Linked DNA regions of Mus musculus: all the other regions are linked to region 3. The links are chromatin loops, found by intact Hi-C in ENCODE. Cell type or tissue: heart. All regions are shown on one strand.

What was found. Hi-C counts contacts between places; a loop is a spot of excess contacts. Peaks named below come from ENCODE experiments on the same cell type or tissue, not always from the same donor. Only the 100,000 strongest peaks of a DNase experiment are listed, where the experiment ranks them.
Region 1: a loop joins it to region 3, with 2.4 times the contacts of the local background. A loop is called at or near these places in 3 of 42 quality-filtered maps.
Region 2: a loop joins it to region 3, with 3 times the contacts of the local background. A loop is called at or near these places in 6 of 42 quality-filtered maps.

What each region holds. Positions count from the first base shown.
Region 1 is chr14:75,252,813-75,260,812 of GRCm38, forward strand. Cpb2 (carboxypeptidase B2 (plasma)) reads left to right here. Exons shown (of 11, transcript NM_019775.3): 2 at 3,144-3,219; 3 at 4,767-4,891; 4 at 7,859-7,967. It overlaps Gm35679 (a long non-coding RNA gene), which reads right to left. Exons shown (of 3, transcript XR_874823.2): 3 at 2,617-2,877. Among named protein-coding and RNA genes, the nearest start is that of Cpb2, 15 kb to the left of the region's middle. In heart, a CTCF peak has its summit at 3,926 (motif pointing right); no DNase peak of the experiment used is centred here.
Region 2 is chr14:75,717,802-75,725,801 of GRCm38, forward strand. Cog3 (component of oligomeric golgi complex 3) reads right to left here. Exons shown (of 23, transcript NM_177381.3): 15 at 6,910-7,034; 16 at 4,301-4,390; 17 at 1,891-2,011. Among named protein-coding and RNA genes, the nearest start is that of Cog3, 33 kb to the right of the region's middle. In heart, CTCF peaks have their summits at 4,387 (motif pointing left) and 4,589; a DNase peak (open chromatin) is centred at 2,520.
Region 3 is chr14:75,636,114-75,644,113 of GRCm38, forward strand. Erich6b (glutamate rich 6B) reads left to right here and starts at 6,109. Exons shown (of 13, transcript NM_001369022.1): 1 at 6,109-6,175. It overlaps Gm36219 (a long non-coding RNA gene), which reads right to left. Exons shown (of 6, transcript XR_383598.2): 2 at 7,231-7,373; 3 at 6,357-6,468; 4 at 5,731-6,221; 5 at 5,277-5,506; 6 at 2,728-2,858. In heart, a CTCF peak has its summit at 4,973 (motif pointing left); no DNase peak of the experiment used is centred here; H3K27me3 peaks cover 217 bases.

The sequences.
Region 1 (8,000 bases), 380 kb before region 3:
AGCTCGATGTCTGTCTTGAAGTTCTTTGCTCTAGCATGCTTTCAGCCATGCACATCCCCACTGGCTGAAAGTCAGGCCTCAGCATAGCCATGTGCAAGGCCGGGGGATGCAACTTTTCTGTAGCCTGGGTAAAAGACATGGTTTGATGCACATTTTCTCTGTCAGGTAGTGTAAAAACCCACATCAATAGTGACATATATATCTTTGGAAGGTATTGGAGATTCTTAAATGATGATATGATGTTAAAAGGGGAAAGAAAGAGCGACAGAGACACACACACACAGAGAGAGAGACAGAGAGAGAGAGAGACAGAGAGAGAGAGACAGAGAGACAGAGAATTCCTTTGCTATACTCCCTACCAATCATTTCCAATGACTTAAAAGATGGGATAGGAAAGACAAGTACATTGGGGGACTGAAGAGGTAGCTTAAGGGCACCTCTGGATTTGATTCTTAGCACCCATGTGGCAGCTCACAACTGTCTATAACTCTAGTTCTTGGGATCTGACACCCTCTTCTGGCCTCCATGGTCACCTCACACACATGTAGGCAAAACACCCTACATAATGCATAAAATAATTTAAAACAGAAAGATGAAAGATATAGATGTGACTACTATTGTATTTCAAAGCTTGGTAAGACCTCTTACCTATCAATCTGTAAGAAAATGATGGATAAAACTATATCTTAAAAAGAAGCCAGGGCTATAGCTCAGTAACAAAGCACTTCCCTGGCAGGCACAAGTGCCTGAATTCAAACCCAACACTGGAAATAACAAAAGAAAATTAAAGGGGGAGGGCAGGGAGACAAATTTGAGACTGGTAGAAGACTTTTGCAGTATGAGTCGCTGATAAAGATTAGTGCCCCCCAAAAGAAATAAGTGATATGGTCAATTATCACAAAACCATGAAGGAATGAGTAGGAGAAAAAAAGAGCAAATAAACTGGATATAAACAACACATCAGTACAAACTGGAATGCAAAATAGTTAGGACATAAAAGTGTGCACAGTTGGTAGAAGCCACAACCTTAAAAACCAAGTTAGTCAGAAAATTAAAATACAAGAGCTGTGTGCTTATGTTGAAGGTAGAAGTTAGAGGGCAGATGTCATCAAGCGATGGCAGGAGGGGGTCAGGGGAAATCTTCCCCACAGGAAATACAAATGAATGAAAAAAGTGATGGACTAATTTGACATTATCTTGTGAGAGGAACGTGATGCCTACCTCAGGACTCAGCAAGTCCACTGGCCAGGAAATGCTTGTAACGTGAGCTGTGGCAACAAGCTTGAACACGCAACTGTAAGAGAGGAAGCATAGTTCGCACGAGTTCTTAGAATGTGCTCTTTTAAACTTTAACAAAATCTATGGTCCATGCAAGGCAGGCACACTACCACCAAGCTATGTCTCTTATTTTCTTTTTTATAAGATTAAAATAAAAATCAAATAAATCCAGACAGCTCCTGAAGGATCTCCACAGACAATAACCCGCTGCTGTGTATAAGAAAAACCACTGTAAAGTGAAGCAAAAGATAATGAGGAGCAAGAATGGGAAGGGAAGGTGCTGGGTGTCTTTGGGAGGATAGGGATGTGAGAGAGGAAGAAAGACCACACAGGGACCTCCAAGGATGGCAGTCGAGCTCTCTCTGAGTCTTTCTCCTCCTGTGCACGATGAGGGTGGAGGTGTGGTGATGCTTGATGTAGGATCTCACTGTGTAGCTCAGGCTGGCCTGGAATTTGTTCTGTAGCCCAGGCTGGTCTGGGGTTCATTTTCCTTCAGCCTTGAGAGTGTTTGGGATTACAGGCTACACCATGGTACCTGACCTGGAGTCGGATTTCTTAAGTGGGGTGAACTTAACTACTGTTAACACAATGCTCTGTTATATCTCAAATCCTCACTATTATGTTGCTATTAGTTGACATGGCAATTCTGCGTATTTGTGGGATACAGTGGCACATGAGGATACACATGCACAGTGTCTAGTTGGATCAGGGTAGTTCGTATCTCCCTTTTTCAAAGCTTTATATTTTATTTATGAAAGCATTCATATTCTCTCTTCTAGCGATGTGAATATATAGCACAGTATTTCTTGTTTATCATAGTTGCTCCTGTGTGGTATAATATATTCATTGAACACTAATTTGGATCTGAGGATCGACACCCCCCTCCCCCATCTCCTCCTATACTTCCCAGCTTCTTTGGTAACCACTTTTCTGCTCTCTCCCTTCTTGAGATCTCCTCTAGAGTCCACCTGTGGATAAGATCACATAGTGTTAGCCTCTCTATGCTTGGCTTATTTCACTTAACATAATCTCTGTTCACATACATGACAGAATCCCATTGTCTGACACTTTTTTCTCTTACATTTTCCTATTTTTTTTTAATGTGTGTATGAGTGTTTTGCCTGCCCTGTATGTATATGCACTGTGTAAGTGCCTGGGGCCTACAGATGTCAGAAGAAGGTCAGATCTCCCAGAACTATATTGCAAATGGTTTTGACCTACCATGTGGGTGCTGGGAATTGAACCTGGGTCCTCATCAAGGGTAACAAATGCTCTTAACCACTGAGCCATCTCTCCAGGCCCAAGGATCTCAATTGTTTTAATGCATGCATGTGTGTGTGTGTGTGTGTGTGTGTGTGAGAGAGAGAGAGAGAGAGAGAGAGAGAGAGAGAGATTTATCACACTTTCTTTATCAACTTATCCACTGATGGATACTCAGATTGACTCCACAGCAGCGAGGGGTATTGCAACAAACGTGAGAGTTGCAGATGTCTCTCTGATGTACTAATTTCATTTCTTCATCCCAGCAGCATTGTCAGAGCACATCTGAGCTCTACTAATTCACATTCCCAGTGACAGCGAAGTAGAGTTCTGCATTCTCTGTGTGCAAAAACAAAAGCAAACTTGTTATTTGTTGGATACAAGTCCTTGTGCACCTGCATGCACAGAAGGGACAGGAAAGAGATTGGTGCTCTGCTTAAGAGCTCTGGTTCTCTGGTTGGTTAGGAGTATAACTATGAGAAAGAGGCTGTTAACCCTCTACACTGAGTCTGCCTGTGCCCTAATACACTTTAAGTTTTGTTTCCTTCAATAGGTGTGCATTCCTGTCATGTTGTTATTTAACTGAACCCTGTTTCCCTCCCCAGTGGCCAGGTTTTATCTGCTCTTCCAAGAACCTCCAGGCAAGTTCAACTACTTCAGAATCTTACTACAACGTATGAGGTATTTCCCCTAACTTACATTTACATTAGCACTTTTCCCCTGCGAGCATTGTGAACTGTGTTCCCCCTCCAGTCTGCCTATGGGCATCCGGCTATAATCACATAGCCTTTGGTTTCCAGAATCAAACCTTTACCTTTACTTGAGATATCATGGCATTACCTTGAAGCTGTAAGCATGTCAGCACAAAGCTGTTACCATAGAAGACTGATAATATTTTGCTTGGAGAATAGTGGTTCTTAGCCAAGGGGTAGTAGGCACATGAGCTAAAGGGAAACTTTTATTAAATTGTCTGGGCTGGGTCCAACCTCCCCGGAAGTCCAAGCTGTGGAAGATTGACAGGCAGCAGAGAGTAAATGAGCCTATGTTTGTTAGTGTGCTTTGGGGACTAGAGATCCAATACAGGTGCAAGCAGTAAGGGACGCTTGCTAATCATAAAGAGAAGGGAGGAAGCTGGAGAAGGTGGAGGCACCTTCACTGCACGGGGCAGAAGATGACCCAGTAGAATGGAGAGGCATGATGATAGTTCTCAGACTGCAGAGAATTTCCCGGGTCAGGCAATGGAAGCTTCACTTTAGCAAAATGGTTACCAGAAGCCCACCTCTGGGAGGAATGACCCTACGTGTAGTGTGAGGTGGCATGAGCAGCAGCCCTGGGCAGTAAGGCCTCAGCCCGGACTGTATATCACATGGGTGGCCACTAGGAGTCACCTGCACCTCTGACAGGCACAGAGCTGAGTGGAGCATGTCCGTGACCCTCTCATAAGATAAAAAATGAAGTATCTCTAGAGAAAGGATCAAAAGTCTCGATTTTTAACCACTTTGTTCTGTTCCTTGTCTATTTTTTATTTTCATTGTTTAATTAGCTTACAAAAAAACCCTGAGTTCATTTTGACATTTTCACACATACACACACAAACACACACACACACACACATATATGTCATAACACTGAGTTAATCTTTACATCTGCCTGGTTGGTATTCTAATAAGAGGAAAGAAAGAAAGAAAGAAAGAAAGAAAGAAAGAAAGAAAGAAAGAAAGAAAGAAAGAAAGAAAGAAAGAAAGAGGAAGAAAGAAAGAAAGAGAAAGAGAACTTTGGAGAAGTGTAGTAGAATGATAAAAATGTAAATATTCAGAGGCATTAGATGAAAAAATGGGACACTAATGTGATAATAATATCAATGCACAGAATCTTTATTAAACAAAATCAATGTATAATCAAACTTCCTTCCTTAGAATTTCTTTTTTCTTTTAAGCTCCTGAAAGACACATCCAGCTCGGTAGTATTCATAAATGTATTCATCCCCTTATCAAATATGAAGCACCTGGAGTGCTCCAGGGCCTAGTTGGCAGCTAGAACGGCAGTGGGTAAAAAGAGCCCCCTGCAAAATGAGTGTTTATATTACCGTGTGCAGGGTGGAGATTGACTGAAAGGTGCCTTTGACACAGCCTCTTTAGAGACAAGTAGCTAGATGGGCCTAGCTGCATTTGCAAATGATGTGTACGGTTCAGCTTTCAATTTGCCAATCTCCCCCCTGGAAACTGTAGGTCGTTCTCTGGCAGCCAGTGACAGCTGAATTCATCGAGAAGAAAAAGGAAGTCCACTTTTTTGTGAATGCGTCTGATGTCGACAGTGTCAAAGCGCATTTAAATGTGAGCAGAATTCCATTTAAGTACGTATCCTTTACTATGTGTATTCAGAACCTATGATAAGCACCTACCGTGTCTTTGACTGAGAAACAGTATAGTTGGTTTGTGGGAAAATGGCGTGCATCAAAAATGGCGGGGCAGCTTCTGGGACAGGCTGGTGATGAGACCTGAGACCCAATTCAGTAATTCAATGACAAGTGGTTTAACATCTTACCACTTCAGTCGGAATTAAGACACAGTGGTCTTCCAAACCTCTCATCCATCCTTTCTGTGACTAATCTCTTCCTAGACCTAGTAGGCAAAACTGTCATCACTGTGAATTTAGTTGTCTCCTTGTTACAATTTAAAAAAAAAAACTTACAAAAGAAACCTAAGGAAAGAAGGAAGATGTATTAGGCAGGGTTCTCTAGAGGAACAGAGTTGATACTGTGTGTGTGTGTATAATTATGTACATAAATACATAAATACTTAATAGTAGGCACACTTGTAAAGAGTTTCATTTACTTTTATGTGCATAGACATTTTTCCTGCGCACACCATATGTGTGCCTGGTGCCCACAGAACTGGAAGAGGCTATCAGAGCTCCGAAAACTAATATGTCTCAGCTGGTGTTCAGCGTCCTTTGGAGTCCTGAAAAATAGGCTCTAATACCAGTGAAGGAATACCTCAGCATCAGGATAGATGCTCTTGTCAGTTAGAGAGACAGAGACAGAGAGGAGAAAGCAGGCAAGAAGCAATGCTCCTTTCTTCTGTGTCCTCTACATAGGTTGGCACGAGAAGGTGGGACCCAGACATAGAGTCGGTCTTCTGACCTCAAATGATTCAGACTTAAGATGAGTCTTCATACCATCCAATTAGCTACATGGTACTCACAAATGTGTCCATCTGCTTAGGTTTTTAGTAAATTCCACATGTAGTCAAGTTGACTTTTAAGAATAGTCACCATAGAAGGGGTTGTCCTTGTGCACAATCCATCATGGTAGCAAAGCATGGGGGCAGGAGCCAGGCACACTGCATTTATAGTCAGAAAGCAGAAAGTAAGGAGCTCTGTTGCTGGCTGGACCGTACGTAGCCCACGGAATACCTCCATCTATATTTAAGAATGGTCTTCCTGCCCCAGTTAACCTAATCTAGGAAAGTCCCTCACATGCCCAGAAACCTGTCTCTTCAGTGATTCCAGAGGCTGTCAAGTGGACAATGACCGTCACCCTCTGGTAGGCGTTGAGATGTCTCTTGGAAAAGGAGATGAATCTGTCTCGGATTCTTTCTTCTCAAAGCTAGTGAATGTTTCTGAAGGGCCAGCCCTCAACTAGAAAGAGGGTCTGACACTGGAGTTCAGCACTGCCACTTAGTCCACCTGTATGATTTTGTAGAAATTATAAATGTGCAGTGACGGGAGATAACACTGACTGCATCTTAAGTGATTCAAAGGCGTTTCAAAAATAAAAAAGCAAGTCCAGCGTACTGGGTGTTTCTGTGCAGAGGCCATTCCCTCCTCTGCTTTCTCTGGCTACGTTCTCCTTTCCTGAGCCACGAGCCAGGGTCCCCCTGCCGTCCCTTTATACTTCATGAGACCGTGGTCTGAGGTGTGCCAATGGACACCCTCTGTAAAATATGCTGGGAGAGTTATTGATGATTTATTAGAGGTATTTACTGCCCCTTCCAGGAACTACACTGAGCCAACCTGCACATGGTTCCTCTTGTCCTTATAGAACTGTGCCAAGTTAATGCTGTCCCCAGAGACAGATGAAAAAAGTTTAGAGGTCCATTTATTTTATGTGCACATATTTTGCTTGCACATATGTCTCTGTACCACATGTGCACAATGACCATGGAGGCCAGATGAAGGTATTGAATCCCACAGACTAGATGTTGGGAGCCACCATGTGGGTGGTAGGAACCTAGATTCTGTCTTCTGCCGAAGCACCCAGTGTTCTCCATTGTCTCTCCAGCCCTGGAATTTTTTTTTTTTAACTTACAAGGAAACTTCCCAATGTCAGCCAGTTGAAACATGGAGGCAAAAATCATCCCACTGGCCTAAATAAAGAAATTTTCATCAGTATGAGAGCTAATTCCAAATTGTTCAGCCCTATAGCTCATGGATAATTCTGGTAAAGTACTTGCCTAGTTAGTAGGTAAGCAAGCTAACAGTCTCAATTTTATCTTTCCCTGCATTTTGATTTGCAAAAGTTTGCTCATGTTTCGTCCTGCAGAACATCTAGGTTACATCAGTGAAACACAAGGAAGAAGGGCTGCTCGGTGTGTCTCTCCCGTGTCCTTCACTGAAGATAGATATTGCTAGCGATTGAAGCAGGTGTCCATCAGTCTCTGTCTCTAGCCGCAATACTGTTGCTGTGATAAATACCAAGACTAAAAACAACTTTAGAAGGAAAGAGCTTATTTAATCTTGCATATTCTAGTCTGTCACTGAGGGATGTTAAGGCAGTAGCTTGAAGCAGAAGCCACGGAAGAGTGTGGCTAACTGGCTCTCTCTCAGGCTCATATTCAGCAACCTTGGTTAATATAGCCCATCTGCCTAGGGATGGTACTACCCACAGTGGGCGGGGCCTTCTTACATCAGCTAGCAATCCAAAAACTGCCCCACCGACTTGCCCACATGCCAATATGGTAGAGACAGTTCTTCAGTTGAGGTTCCTTCTTCGAGGTTATGTCAGGATAACAACCAAGATCAGCTATCACAATTTTCAGAGAAAACACACCAACGAATCACAGTCCAGAAATAGAGATATTGGTAGAGATGGATGAGATCTAGGCAGTTCTGAAATCATACCTCATGCCCTCTTCCCAGTGTCCACGGGGCTCTGCCAATAGGGTCTGTGGATTCATCTTGTCTCCACACACCGCTGTGTTGTTCTACCTGCTGAACTGCTGTCAATCTTCCCATAAGCACACATTCCATGCCTGCAAGGGGCCCTGTGAGAAGGCCAGCACTGTGCTTGGTAACTGCTCACCTTCTGCTTCCTCATCAGCGTTCTGATGAACAACGTGGAGGACCTAATTGAACAGCAGACTTTCAATGACACGGTCAGCCCCCGCGCCTCCGCTTCATACTATGAGCAGTATCACTCGCTAAATGAAGTAAGTCACCTCGCCATTCCTCAAAGGTACTGT
Region 2 (8,000 bases), 82 kb after region 3:
CACTCCACAGGCGTAAGTACTGCTTGCACTGGGTACACCCCACAGGCGTAAGTACTGCCTGCACTGGGTACACCCCACAGGCGTAAGTACTGCCTGCAATGGGTACACCCCACAGGCGTAAGTACTGCCTGCAATGGGTACACCCCACAGGCGTAAGTACTGCCTGCACTGGGTACACTCCACAGGCATAAGTACTGCCTGCACTGGGTCTCAATGAAAAGGAACCTCGATCAGACTCAGTACTTGGGAGAAACTGTTCTCAGAACCACATCACCACATGGCAAGAACATGACCCTCATACTATAGTAGGAAAGAATTCCTGCCAAAATCTTAGTCTACTTCATTTTCTTATGTCTCAGCAGACTCAGAGCAGAGCCAAGTGGTAGCAGCATCCAGATTAGAAAGAAACAAGAGTTAGCAACCGTGCTGCATCCTATCACCCAATAAGGGCCATCAGCAGCCACAAGCTCTGCGTGGTTAAAAGCACCATTCTTATACCTCGCACCAAAAGAAGGGCATCACCTAGGAGCTGGGGCCAGAAGCTCTGTGCACAAACATGCTTGTTAAACAGTGGTCATTTTTTAAAAGCAACGCCCAGAAAACCTGGATCTTATTTGAAAAGGAAAATGACAAATTATATGGCAAACACCCACAGGCTTTCCAAAATCAAAAGGCATTTGCTGCGGCTGTCCTACGACAGCACAAGGAGGAACACTGGGCCAACTGCTTTGATGTCACTCATCACAAGACCGGTGTGGAGCTCCTCTGAGTTAAATCCAGTCCTCTCTTTCAGATAAGCACAGTGACAGGGGAGCGAATGCCTGCTACCTTTGGGGTTCTTTACTTGGCATTTCTGAATCACAGAACATAGAAAATGATTTGAGTCACTATTGCTTCAGTTACCTCAAGATTAAGAGGGTAGTTAGCCCACTGCACAAACAAATGCTTAAGGTAAAGGAGCTTAAATCTCTGGAAATCACTGAAAAAATAACAGAGCTCACAAAAATCTGTAATAAAAATGTGATATTTATGGTGTCCTTAACTTACAGTCAAGAGCTTGGATTGTATGTATTTTGATCTCTTCAAAATCTGTTAATTCTGGATGAATCTGGTGGCATACGTCCTTAATCCCAACACTCAGGAGGCGAAGCCAGATAGACCTATGTGAGTTCAAGGACAGCCTGGTCTACAGGGTGAGCTCCAGGACAGCCAGGGCTATACACAAAAAACCTGTCTAGACCACCCCCCCAAACTTGTAAATTCAATAACAATAATTAAGACAAGTGGATCATCTTTCCCAAGATGAGTCAGAACTTGACATATGTCACACCACCATACTGAACAGTAAGCATCTCCAACTCCATGTTACCTTAAACACAGTGACATATCTTTGGTTTCACTCTTAATGATCTTGGTAATCAAGGAAGGAAGATGATGTCACTCTGTTCCCTTTATACAGGAGGAAGATGGGTTATTGAAGCTAACCGCCCCTTAGTTCAAGTCTACACAGGAGCCAAGAATAAAACCTGACTCTCAGGTACCAGATAAACCTCAATTTGATGACACAGATACTGCTATGTGTCTTATAGGTATTTATTTATAGTTATTTTCATCTCATAACTGCTTCTAATGGTAGTATCTGGAAGGGCCCAAGAGAGTTAAACTGTATCACACATGGAAATGTTCAGATATAGCTCCTTTAATAAAGAAAATAAAACAAATTAGAAGTAATTAGGATACTGACAGCTTAGTTTAGTATGAATAAGTAAATTTAGCAAGCAAAGCATGCAAAAGAAATTGCAGATGAACATAAAATAAACCTGTAGCCTGTGCTGACACACCTGGACAGGTCAAATACACCCAACTGTGCCAGCCAGGACAACAAAGTACCTCTAGTTTTCTTGAGGTCCAGGGAAATTTCCTTAATGGTGAATTCAGTGTGAAATGGAGCAATTTGTTCTCGAAGAATCAAAAGGTGTTTAATTAAGAAAAGTTGTCCATCAATCTGAGTCTAAATTATAAGACAAAAAAAAAATGGATATTGTCACAGATTAAATCAAAATAGGAACATATAAAAGACATTATCACTCAACATTAAATCTATGCAAACTTACAGCCTCAAAGTGATAGTTCTCTGCAGTACCATGAGCTCTCTCCAGGTTACCCATGTCAAAGTTCTCTGGAAAATTCTTGGTAGGACTTTGAACATTATGACTTGGTCTACTTAAGGAACCCAAGAGAGCAAACCACACAAGTGCTAGGAAGAGAAGTCGAGACTTTCAACTTGGGACAGAGATTAAAAAACAATGCTGCCACCTAAGAGCCACACTGAGCAGCACAGCAAAGCTCCGAGAACGAGTCTGAATGGGCTTGCTCACAGCCTTCTAGCCTCTCTTAGGAGGACATCCTTCCCTATTTGGCCTACATGGTTTTGATATCCACAACATCAGACACAGTACAAAAGGAGCTTCCAAATATAAACTGGCCTGGCACCCCCGTCCTGGATTACCAGACACCAACAGCGTGCTGGCTGTCCCTGTACAAGCCCTTCTGCTAACTCAGGACTATCTGAAAGAGCCTGAGACTTAAGTGGCGCTCTCAAAGCTCTGACCTGACCAAGTCCCAGCATAATAATTATAGTCCTTGTGGTAAAAGTTTGTGTATTAATAAAGTAAGGCTGTTCCTTGAGGCAGAATTTTATTTTGAAACATTTCTAATGAAGTCTGCATATTAAATTTGGCAAAGATAAAGTTACCCTTCATAAGCAGTAGAAGAGGACTCAGTGACTGCTCTCAGTCCCTCTCCCCACTGACTCCTAAGGAGCACAATCACCATGGCAACAGCACATGTATGGAGGCTCACCTGGCTTGTGAGCACAGCAGCAGACAAATAGGAAATGCTGTGCATTCTAAACACTTTTTCGAGTTGTAACTGAGTCACATAGACTTTGTTTTCTTTATTACAGTTGTTGTAACTTAGGAAAATAGTATTATGTTAATTTACTACACACTAGGTGTTCAATTTATGCAATGATAATGTACCTTAAAAAAAACTTGTAAGTTGGAAGGCAAAAATTACAGATTCTCAGGCACAAAACCAAATGTGCTAGCAACTCTGACCAAGCAAACTGAAGGTTTGCAGACAGACATTAGAACATGTAGGAAACAGTTACATAAAGGGCGGTAGATAGTAAGGACAGAAGGCTTGGGGGCTTAGAGGGATAGAGTACAAAAGGCTATCGAGTATGACCAAATCTTTCTAAAGAGCTGAGAAACATCTCACTGAACAAACCTGTAAATAATAAAGACATGTGTAGGGATGAGGGCAGAGAGCTCGGTGGCATCTCTGCTACATAAGGCCGCAGTCTATATCTTATTTCTGCTACCCTTTATTTGTCATAATACAGGGAAGTGATGTTTATTGTTTTACATCTTTAAATTTAGCAGCTGTGCAATACTCCACCATACAAAACATGTTCCAGTTTAGCTAACCATCTCCAACAGGGACTTTAGGCATGATCAATCATAAAACTGTGAGAGATGAATCTTGCAAACATTATTTAAAACTTAGCTCTGCCTATCTGGAACTTGTTTGTCCCATGCTCCTTTAATCCCTATGTAGAGATTATCTCTCAAAGCCATGCACAAGAGGAGAACCTGACATAAAGGCAGAGCTTCTCTAGGGACAACTTTTATCAGGAGACTCTCCTCAATTATCTAAAGTTTTGAAGATAGAAATGGAATTTGTCAATCTGGAACGCACAGGATTGAAGGTGCACTGTGGCTACCAGTGGCCTCAGAGCTCCATCTCTGTGGCACAGGCATTCTGGGAGAGCAGAGGAGGGCTCCACCTCCTGGCAAGGCCGAGGGAGAAGCACAGACCAGCTTCCAGTCCCAGGTCCTGTGCTGATTCCAAACCATAAGCCATGTGGTCAGGGCAGCTAGCTTAAGTCACACAGCATACGGACTCTAACTGCCTGCCCTGGAAGTCAAGTCTTTAAAATACTGTGGGCATGATGGCCTGCTGTTTCCTTGAACACACTCGCTGGGTACTCTCTTTATCCTACAGCATTAGACCCTCAGCTCCACTCCTGGTACATTAGCAAAGTAGACTTCTTAGAGCAGTCCTCTGTGAGCACTACAATGAAACACCAGTTTCCCTCAAAGGGTCTCGAAATTCTCTCCTACTAATCAAACAAATCTTACTGCTAAGCGGTTTTAAATTTCTGTGACTCTAAATAAATGACATGTTGCACAATACTATTATAGGTAATAAACTTTCACCTAACGCTTCATCAAACCTTGTTTTTGCTGATAGACTCTGATGCTCCTAGCAAGGACTGTATGCAGGCAGACAAGGCTTCCTGTGATAATCCTTGGAACACCGCCCTCTGGTGGAAGAAGAGAGAAACATCAGCCTATAGTTATTGACAGAGCAGAAAAAGGGAACCGCAAAGCCATGAAAGCAGGGAACAATGTTCACTTCCACACTTGAACCATTTGTCAAATATCTCACAATCTTTCAGGACTACCACACGGCTCTGTAACGTGCACTCGTGTCTGGAAATGCTCGGAGGGCCTTTAGCACCTACTCACGGCCAGCACTGTGCGGTCACTGGGAGATACAGGGATCAATTAAGCAGGCAGGGTTAACCTTACAGAATATCCACTCCAGAACAATCTCATTTAGTGTGCTAGAACTTGCTATACAGTGCATGTCGGCCCCAGACTCCAGACCCTCCTTCCTCGGCCTCCCTAGTACTGGACTCACATTTTATTGTGCACTACCACCTCGTAGGCTGCTTCTAAACTCGAAATTAACTATAAAACAAACTCTCAGTTTATCTTCTAAAGATGTATCCCTGGTAATTAGAGAAGACGCTTTAAGATGTAACATGGCTTTTCAGTACAATCTTCTTTTAAACAGAGGAAAATGGAAACAACATAATCAACAGAACAAAGTTGACCAAATAAATAAATAAATATTGTGAAATAAAAAACAGTAAATTATAGAATACTTTAAAAAATAGGAGCTTTCTGAGGCATTTGGTTAAATTCATATAAGGGAGAGCTGGAGCGATGGTTTAAGTGGTTAAGAGCACTGGTTATTCTTCCAAAGGACCCAGGTTTGATTCCCAGCACCCACATCGTGGCTCACAGCCATCTGTGACTCCAGGTTCATCTGTGATGCCTTCCTCTGCCCTCCTCTGGTAGCACACACATGATGCCCAGATATACATGCAGGCAAAACATGTATACACATAAAATCTATTTTTTTAAATTTTAAGTACAGTTCAGAGAAGCCAGGCTTGGAAGCACCTGCCTATAATCAAAATCCAGGACAGTTTCAGTGACAATATCAAGAAAGGGGCCAGCCTGGACTATAAGAGACACTGTCTGGGGAGCAGAGAAGAGACAAACAAACAAACAAAAAAAAAAAAAAAAGATTTTTTTTTTTACCTCAGAGCTAGGCACAGTAGCTTATGTCTATAATCTTAGCACTTCGAAGGCTGGGGTGGGATTGCTGAGAGTTCAAGGCCAACCTGGGCTACATAGTTCTAGGGCAATATTGGCTACAGAGTGAGACTCAGCCTTAACAGCCAATAACAGAAGATCTGGTTATCAGTAGGTGATAAAGGACAGGTAAGCTTAAGGCATAAGGCAAACCAGATGGAGTAACCTAGGACCCACCTTTGACCTTATGCACTGAGGTCTGGGAGGGCTGCGGAGGGAACATAACTCATGCTCATTTCCCTTAGGATCTTAGCCCCACAATAGGAGTTTCTGAGAACCCTGGTCTCGTGCCTTGTTCCCTATTGGGAACCTGAAGAAGCAAAGATGTCAAACGTCCTCCTAGCCCGCACTGGAAGAGATCCACACGCCACAGTGTAAGTCAGAGGAGTCTGGGTGACTGACGCCACGAGACAAGTGCGAGGCCTCATTTGTTCCGCAGAGTCTGCAGCATGGAACTCGCATGTGTGCCTGTGTGTGCGGAGCTCCTGTGTATGCGCCTATTCCTTTGGAGCTATAGTCTTAAAAAGTAGTGGAGTCTGGACAACGTGTTACATGACTTCTCTTCACATACAGTAAGATTATAATCAATTAAAAAATAAAGAGTTGGAACCACCAAATTTATAAAACTATTTTGCTTTAAACATAAGCCAGTGGCAGCAAATATGTAGCCAAATCTGCCATTGAAGGGAATAACAACTGCATCATTAAGTCAGCATGCTTACAATAACCAATGCGTCGTCTAAAAAGGTGCTTTAAAAAATTCTGCTAACTTCAGAAGTAACTAAACTTTGTTCATGGCTAGGAACATGGGCAATCTCACATTATTGTTAAGGATGCTGGATGAAAGTTAAGTGCAAAACCTAATTACAGGGATTAGGCATAGTGGGGCCCACCTGCAACGCCCGCACAGGGAGGCCGAAGCACAGGGATCTGCAGGTTCAAGGTCAACTACAGCCACCTACTTAGCAAGACCCAGCCTCAACAACAAAAAACAGACCACTGTGGCTACATTTAATACTATGTTGCCAATCTGGCATCTCCGTATTGCTTCACATTCCTGCACCTCTCTTCTTCACATAAAAACTAGAGCAGACAAATTAATTAGTAATTTTAAACTTATTCATGGGCAATAGACTCCTTTAAAATTTGATAAAAACTACCACCTTGGTCCTTAGAAAGACACAAATATAAACACATATTTAAAACTTACCCACAGTTTCAATGAGCCCTTAAAATAGATCAACCTTCAAATTACCACCATATCTAAAAATCCTAACTCTTTAAGACTATCAACAAAATATTGCATCAAGCTCAAAGTAGACTAAACTTAAAAATATTCCAAACAAATTCTAGAATAAGCAAGTCACAGTAAAGATAAAAGAATTCACAAACATACATCTATGCATCTATATAATTTGGAGAGACAGACAAGTGTCCTTCGAACTGTGGGATACCACATCCCGTGAAGATCTGCTGGAGAGATCGTCGTCTGTGGTCTAGGATTGAGGGAGTCTGTTGAACCTAGAACCCAAATGGAAAAAACATATATTCCAGGCATGTGGATATCTGCCATACAGTAATTTACATGGCAGCTATAAACTATTTATTTTCATTGGCTATCATCAATTCCCCCCCCCCATGTTTAATAAAAAAATACCCTAGAAGTCTAAACCAGTGACAGGTAAAGGTTAAGACTTAAAAAATAAATAAATAAATAAATAAATAAATGAATAAAACGGAGTCCACATGTCAGCTGTACATGTATACATATATGCTCAATCCCACTCAATCCTACTGTTTTTCACAAACTGTGCTCAATAATCTTCATGGGGTAAATCAATGGAATACTTGAGGACCACAAGCAGGTTCTAGAATATCTAATATGCAGTGCCCGACAATGAAAGTAGGGAGTGACAGGAAAATGCTAATGTTTTCAGTACAGGGACTGTACCCAAGGCCTCATGATTGCCAGGCAAACACTAGCATTGCACGATAGTCCCATCTCCCCTCCTTTTAAATTCTGAGACAGGACCTTGCTAAGTTGTTCAAGGTGACCTAAACTCACAAATAGTTTAGGCAGGTCTTCAACTTGTGATCCTCTTGACTCAGCCTCCCAAGTAGCTACACTAGAGGCCTATCCCAGGCCTGGTAAAAGAGAGCAATCAGGAACATGGGTCGAAGCTGGCTTGCCTGGCACCTCGCCTTCAGTTCTGAGCTTATCACTTAACAGGTCTGGTTGGCATATCAATTCTCAGATGATAAGAATTGTCCCCACAATAGGAAAGGTCAGAAAAGGCAGTTTTTGGCCATCAGAGAGTATCTGAACAGAAGAATACCTTAGCAAGAGAATCACAGACACTTCAGTATCCAAAGCCAAACTTAAAACAACCACAAAGGTGGTGCTGTATCCATCTCTTGAGACAAGAGGTGATATATCGCTTGTGGTTACACAAGAGATGTCCTCCTTCTAGAGAGACACAATACTAC
Region 3 (8,000 bases):
AATAACGAGACAGCCCCCTATCCCAGCAGACTTGGCCCAGAAACAGCCACACAGAGTCCTCGGTGGAAGTTTCCCCATCTTCCACAGGCTTAAGTTGACATCTTGCCAATGAGAAGGGGTTGGGGGTGGGGGCTTTAAAATGAAGTCTTTGTTTGCCCAGGAGACCAGTGTTCTCAGGATTTATGTTTAGCAGTAAAAGCCTGGTGTGGAAACAATTGCCTTGGCTCCTGGGGCTTCTGGGCTTTCAGAGAAAGCTCAGGTCAAAGCTTCAGGGCGCCCATGCTACCTACCACTGGTCTAACAGATTAGTGAGCTCTGAAGAACGTTGTTCCTGGCTGCCTCTCCGCTCCATCCAATTAGCACGGCTGGTAAAAAGCTGAGCTGCCGAGGTGTTACCACCTTCAAATAGAGAAGTTAAATCAGGTCTCCCCCCATAATCGATAACAAGGAGTCTCAAACTGAAACGAAACACATCTCTTCTTTGTCACCGGAAAGATAACTATCCCAGCTGCCACTCAAGCAAGCTATGGCTTTAATGGCCTAGTAAAAGTGTTGCATGAAGTACTCAGAGGGGCTCTGATGATTTCTGTTCAAACTCTGAGAGGAATCTACCGCGGAGGCCTTGTGGGAAGGCACGCACTTAAAAGGTCATTTCACCAAGCGTTCCCCTTCGTGACCCCCATCACCATGAACTCTTAATTAATTACGGTTGTCCTAAAGTGAAAAAATACTTTCATAACGGAAGGGCGACCAATTCTCATACACAAGCCAACCACAAATCAGTCACAACTCCCTCAACACCGCCAAGGAGGTGTTCAATTTGTATCTGCGATGAAGTTCAAGTGTTGCATAATTTATACCTAGAATCCACTCAAATATATCTACTAAAATACCCACTCTGACCTTCACTCCCAATCCCAACTGCATTAGAGAGAGAGAGAGAGAGAGAGAGAGAGATCTATAAATCACTGAGGCACAAGCACCCAATCACAGCCCGCCTCTCCCAAAGCCAGGAAACGTTCTCCTTTTGATGAGTTCATCATTGCCTTGAACAGGTTATGAAAGCTGCTTGCATCTCGAGATAATACATCCAGAGGCTCTTACACCAAGATTCATTGTCTGCACAGGAGAGCTAGGTGAGCATGGCCAGTCTAGGTTCCACAGACCCTTCCATTTATCTGTACTCCAGAGCACCACCCTCAGACAGGGCTAGTGCCCTGCAGCAGACCTGCCCTCATAGTTGCAGGGCTAGCTTTCATGCCCTCAAAATCTCCTATCCAGGGGCATCAGGAGACAACTGCAAGCTTACACTGACTCTGCATTAGAGCAAAGCTTTGCCTTGCATTGGAAGACATTATGTTTGCTCTGTTTAACCATGGATGACCGTCCTTTAAAATTGCTCAGGGTTGCGTATGATATAGCTCAGTGACAGAATGTTTGCCTAACAAGGACAAGGTCCTAGCTTCAATCTCCAGCACGGAAAGAACTTAATGATTTTCAAACTGGTTGTACTACTGAGGCCAAAGATATGAAACTCACTACTCCAAATCCCTGCATGTGTGGAAAGCCAGAAGCCCTGTAATAAACAGGTGCCACGAAAAGGAGTTTCTTCCAATGGCTCCCAGGAAGAGCTTTGAAAAGGATCCAAGAGGAGCTACGAGAAGGACTTTATATCAACTGCCACCCAGCAGTGGGGTGCTTCAGGATTATCCTCAGCCAATCTGATGTCCATCCAGGAGACAACAGAAGACTCTGGGAAAGTGGCCAAGCTTGCTACAGAACAAGGACACCCCACGAGTCAGTGTCCAGAGAAAATGTTCTCAAGTTAACATTAATCTGTCCTATTCATGGGATATCATCAATGACCCCACGGTGGAGGCTTGGGCCTAGGCCCTATCTCCATAGGCCCTAAGGGCCATTATTATGATTGGTCCCTTGCAAACGTAGACATAACTTATGAGTGTTACAACAACAAGCCAGTTGCCCTGCCAAAAATTTTCAACCCAAATATAACACAAGAATCCAACAACAACAAAATCCATCTCAGCCACCAGATGCAGTAATTTAGATATGTTCTGCCACTGTGATGGTTTGTATATTCTTGGACCAGGGAGTGGCACCATTTGGAGGTGTGGCCTTGTTGGAACAGGTATGACCTGGTTGGAGTAGGTGTGTCACTGTGGGTGTGGGCTTAAGACTCTCACCCCAGTTGCCTGGAAGTCAGTCTTCCACTAGCAGCCTTTGGATGAAGACGTAGAACTCTCAGCTCTGCCTGCACCATGACAGCCTGGATGCTGCCATGCTCCCACCTTGATGATAATGGACTGAAGATAATGTAAGCCAGCCCCAATTAAATGTTTTTTATAAGACTTGCCTTGGTCATGGTGTCTCTTCACAGCAGTAAAACCCTAACTAAGACAGCCACCAAAGAGACAGATATAACCTACAGCTGTTGGTCCCTCTTTCCCCTCCCCCATGCCCACCCCTTTGCTCTACAGTATATCTCCCTGAATTTTTTTTTCCTTCACATGTTGAGATGTAGTCTGCATGGTGGAAGCAGGAGAGCAACACATTGACTTGATTCTTCATCTGTTCCTCTAGTCCTGGGTCAGGAAAACACCCCTGGCCTCTGCCACCCTACAGGACAATTCCTTATGGCCAGTGGGGGTCTAGAACCCCCAAGATATACAAAGAAGCCTTCCCAGGTCAAAGAGGTTCTTATAATCTTTTGAAGAATCTCCAAGTGTAAGAGAAGCAGACATTCAAAATATATAATGGAAGAGATGGCAGCTCAAGATGTCTCTTCACCCATATCAGCCTTTAGAAGTCCTGAGGTTCTGTCATCAACGCCAACTGTCCTAGGAAGGAGAATGGAGAAATTCAGAGGATGAGAATCAAGAAGTAATGGGGGCTGGAGTGTAGCTAAGGCAATAAGTGCTTGCTTTGCAAGAATGAGGACTAGAGCAAGATCCCCAGAGTCCACATAAAAGGCGCCAGGCAGGGTAGCACATGCTTGGTAATCCTAGTGCTTGGGAGGCAGAGATGGATCCCTGAAGCCTGCTGACCGACCAGTCTTGGCGAGTCTAGGGCCAGTGAGGGTCCTTGTCTCAAAATATGAAAAATACCAAAGGGTGTCCTCTGGACTCCACATGAATATGACACGCTAAATACATACATAGGTAATAAATAAAATAGGCACAGTACAAGACACAAAGGCCGGTGGAAATGAGGATACTACCAACGGCTAAAGCCATGTCCTGTACCCTCTTCCTTAAAGGAAGAAGCTGGGGCCTTCTGAATAAGAAGAAAAATCACACCTAGCATTTGCTAAGTGCTCCTTCAAAACCATTGTCTCTGAAAGATGTTAAAACAGATTCCACTGAGTCCATTTGCAGTCACCTGGAGCAAGAAGTGGTAAAAGGAAGTCACTAGCAAGGCTTTACGAAAAAGTCTTGTCAGTCTAGGCTCATCTGGCTGTGTGTTAAGTGTCAGGCAGGTACAGGAAAGCAATAGATGCTGTCCCTAGACCCTCCATTAGGCTGTAGGTTCTCCTGTTGCCAAAAGCAACCTTCGAATGAGAGACCTGGTAGCTGACGGCTGGAGAAGACAGAAAGTCTGCTTTGGGAATCAAAGAGGCAGACAGGGGACAGACAACAGAAAGAGAAGTGAGGTCAGTTCCCAGGCTGCCCCACTTGGGGGTCAACACAGTGTCCCAGCTTAGATGCCTGGGAAACTGAGGCCAAGCCTTCTGGAAGTCATAGTACACGGGTGGGATTGTAGTGGGAGGACGGGAAGGGAGGCCTTGAGTTTTATCTTTCTAAAAAGAAGGAGGAGGAAAGCCATGACCTGATATATTTTAAGTAATTACTCTCTTTGTGAGCTATGGAGGGAGGGAATTAGAAGACCAACTAAGAGCCTTGTAAAATCTCCCAGAGAAGAGGAAGCAGAAGGAATGATCAGCCTCTGGATATGTGTTTGGGTAGAGGACCTAGGAGTCAGAAGCGCATTCACCTGGGACACAGGAGAGCATCTCTAGGTGCTTGGTCGGAGCAATGGCGCAGCTCTTTATCAAATGACAGAGACTAGAGGAAGGGTAGCTTGGGGGAGGGGCCACCCACAGTCCAGGCTACATGGATGGATGTTTCTTCTGGGCACCCAGGTAGAAAGGCCAAATCAAGCAGACGGCCACAAGAAAGTAAACTATGTCTTTATTGGGTGCTTATGGCAAGATTTATGAAAACATTTGTCTTATCACCATTTTCCTATCAGCCTCTAATAGAGAGCATAGTCTTCCATGATAGCTGAGCAAGGCATCTCTAGAAGCAGCCTTGTGGGGTAGGAAATGTCTGAAAAGATGCTTTGTTCAGGGACCTAATGGCATGTATGCCTTACTGAACCCAGAGAGGCAGGCAGTAATTACTCTCACAAGGACCTCCGCCTGCCTCTCTGCCTCTCTCCATCCACTACGATCCTAGGCTTGCCTTTGCCAAGAGTGAGCATTGTGGTTGCATTTCTTCCCTGGGGCAAGATGGTCCAGAGGTAGGGCTGATAATTACTACCAAAGGAAAGAGACAGATAAATTCCCACCCAGATCCATGACCGATTCAGTGGTATTTGGAGGCTAGTCACTAAATAACTTAAAACCTGTAATGTTTCTGTCTCACTCCATCTATGTTCCCAACACCTCCTAATATGATATAGGCATGTAGTAGGTGTTTAAGAAAATCCCCACAGGGGCTGGAGAGATGATGGCTCAGCAATTAAAGCACTGGATGCTCTCACAGAGGTCCTGAGTTCAGTTCCTAGCAACCGCATGGTGGCTCACAAGCATCTAATCTGGGATCTGATGCCCTCTTCTGGCATGCAGATAGAGCACTCATATACATAAATAAATCTTTTTTTTTTAATCTCCCCAAAGGAATGACCCCATCTACATAAAACCAGTGGGCGCCATCTTGTGGAAGACTGTACAGTAACAATGGCCTAGATTCCAGACACCAGGCTGACAGGAAGGGAACCCTGACATGGACTCTGAAGCTAAGGGCACTGCTTGAAATGACAGACTTGGAAACTTTCCTTGAAGCTGTGTGTACACAATACAGCACACTTTTTTACTTAGATTCATGTAAGGGCATTGGAGATGATGGTGCGGGCAGGGAGGGGCAGCTATACCCATTCTCACAGGCCAGCCCTTGGCACTGCCCTTGAGTCTGCTTGATACCCAAAGCATACCCAAAGCAGCCAGATCAGTTCTCCACTCTCCTGCCCAGCAATACCTTTATGAGCCTCGCCTGGGTCTCCTCATTGCCTCGGAGAGGGGCAGAAACGGCCACCGACTGTTCTCTGTTTACTGGTTTCCCGGTGGGTCTGTGCCCCTTACTTTCCCAGCAGTTTCTTTTGTGTTGTTGTTGTTCTCAGCTCTTCCCAGGAGTCTAGCCCAGGCCACCAGGAGGCACTATTAGCCAGGAACACACAGTCCTAGTGACTGCTTAGGCGTCACAGAAACCTGCAGTTTATACAGCTTGTCAGACTCACTCAGAAAAGAAAGAATTGGAATTACAAACTTAGATGCAAACACAATTGCTTATTAAGAATGGGAAATCACAACAAAGCATCACATTTCAAATGCCCAGCTCTCTTTCTGATGAAACTTCTGTACAAGTACCAGAAATGCCCACCCCTGTATTCAAATCGGCTGGTCTGACCTCCTCTCCGTCCATCCCAACCCACCCTGCAACACCAGCGAGTCCATCTAGAGTCACGATCAGTACATTTCACCGGGGTTCTGTCCCCTGACTCCAGATCAGGCCCATGCATGTTCCCAAAGGCAACTCTCTGTCTCATGGATAGCACTCAACGGAGCCGATGAGCTGATGGTGACACCCAGGGGCTTAGAGATGTTGGTCCTGGGTTCCAGCGCAGGTGAGTCCACACGGGATGCCCTGGGAGGCACTCCTACCATCTTTTCACCTTAGAAGCCAGACTCCCTTCCCTCCCTCTCCCTCTCCCCTCTCCTCCTTTGGCTGGGAACTGGAAGCTAAGGGTCCAAGGTATAGAATGCCCGAAACAACAGAGAAGTGGTAGAGATGCGTGTTCCGTTCCCATGGTAACAGAGAGCGACTTAAACTCGAGATTGGAAGGGTGCAGTTGACTCGCGGCCAGGATCCAAGATTGGGTAAGAGCTCTGAAGGCCAGGCCTGGGCTCCTCCAGCCTTTGGGCCCTGGAAAGGAAGAAGCAATGGAGAGAGAGAGTCCAGGGTGGCAGAGTCCAAGGATAGCAACGGGATATGCCAAGTACCCAGACCCCTTTGTTGCTTGTTATTTTGTCTGTTTTGTTTTTTCTACTCCTGCACTACCTTGATCTTTCTGTTTCCTGCCTTGACACCATCCTCCCCCTGTGAAGAGTGGTGTTCTACTGGTCCAGTACAAATAAAGGGGTGGGTTCGTCTCCTCCAGAGAATCCAGGCACTGAAAAGAATCCTCAAATTAAAACTTGTCTTGCCCAGGCCTACCCCTGGGACTCAAAGCAGGTCACTCAGGTTTTTTCTACCACCACCACCACCACCACCCACCCACCCACTCACCCACCCCTGCCTCTCACTTTTGGGAGGTTTGAGAGAAACAGCACCCCCCTACCTAGCCTGGGGGGGGGGGGTCAAGAGGGAGCAGAGCCAAAGCCAAAGGTTGGCTTTTCACAAGTGTTCTGTACCGATGACTGCAAGCTCAAAGTCACCCCCTTTCAACGGCCAAATTCCAATATATTTGAAATCCTATTTGTTAAAAGAAAGCAAATAAGTAAATAAGCCCTAGACAATATTCTCAGCAGGGCACTGGGTGTCTGTTTGTAAAGGCTACAGCAATTGGTGCATGAGGGTTTAGTGAAGCTTTGGGAATCTAGAGTTTGTCCCTGGCATGTTTGAAGGTGGATTCAGACCAGCAAAACAGAAGCAGCCATCAGTAGTCCCCCTCAAGAGGAAAAGCAGCTGCCTTCCAGCAAGGGCCCTGCCAGAGAGCTAAATAACAGGACTTATAAACAGTTCCAGACAGCAGTGTTCCAGATTCGCAGAACACTGTAGGACTCCCCATGACGGAAGTGAGATCTGCCCCCTTGTTTCCTGCAGGTTTTCTAAACACCTGCTTCCAGAATCCCAGGGAAGCCCAGGGGTCCCAGGGTTCACTCAACGATGTCTTCATCCACTCCTGGCTTCACTGTCTGAGCCCATCACTCACCCCATTGGAAGGTTAGGTGGATGAAACATCCAAACCATTTGCAGTCAGTCTCCTGTATGCCTCTCTTCTGCAGCTCATTAATTCAGTGTACAAACTTCTGTTGAGAGCTCACAGTAAGCCAGGCATTGAGGTGGAATTGCATCCTGTGAGTGAGGCAGATGTGCCGACAGATGTGAGACTTGCAGAGGTACAGTGTGAGAGCTGGGGGGGGGGGGGGGTAAAGACACACTTTCTCTACACAAACCTAGAAACAAGAACAGCCTGGGGGAGCAGGCCCCAGATTCAGGACTGATCATGTGACCAAGGCTTGCTCTAGCTCTGAGGTGCCAGTGTCATGTGATTCCATTGCCTGAATTCTTGCCCTCTTACTACTAAATACAAGCCAGATTGACTCTTAGTATTGATTGATGTAGCACTAATAGCAGAGACTGTGTTGTAGTTTAAATGTTAAATGTCCCCTGTAAGCTCATGTGTTTGAACACTTGAGTCCCAGATGGTAGCGCTGTTCTGGAAGCTGGGGAGCCTTTGGGACTTAGGATCACTGGAGGTTTTACTTGCTTCTGGTCCCAGTCTGTGTTCTCTGCTTCCTGCTTCAGGCTTTGTGTGAAGAACCCGCCAAGCACCCCTACTGCGGTGGGACTCCCTGTCATGCCTCCCTTACCACGGTAGACTGATCCTTCTGAAACCGTGAGCCAAGATGAATCTTCCCCTAATTTATTCCTGTCAAGTATTACGTCACAGCAATGAGAAAAGTGGCTGAGTCACCCCTG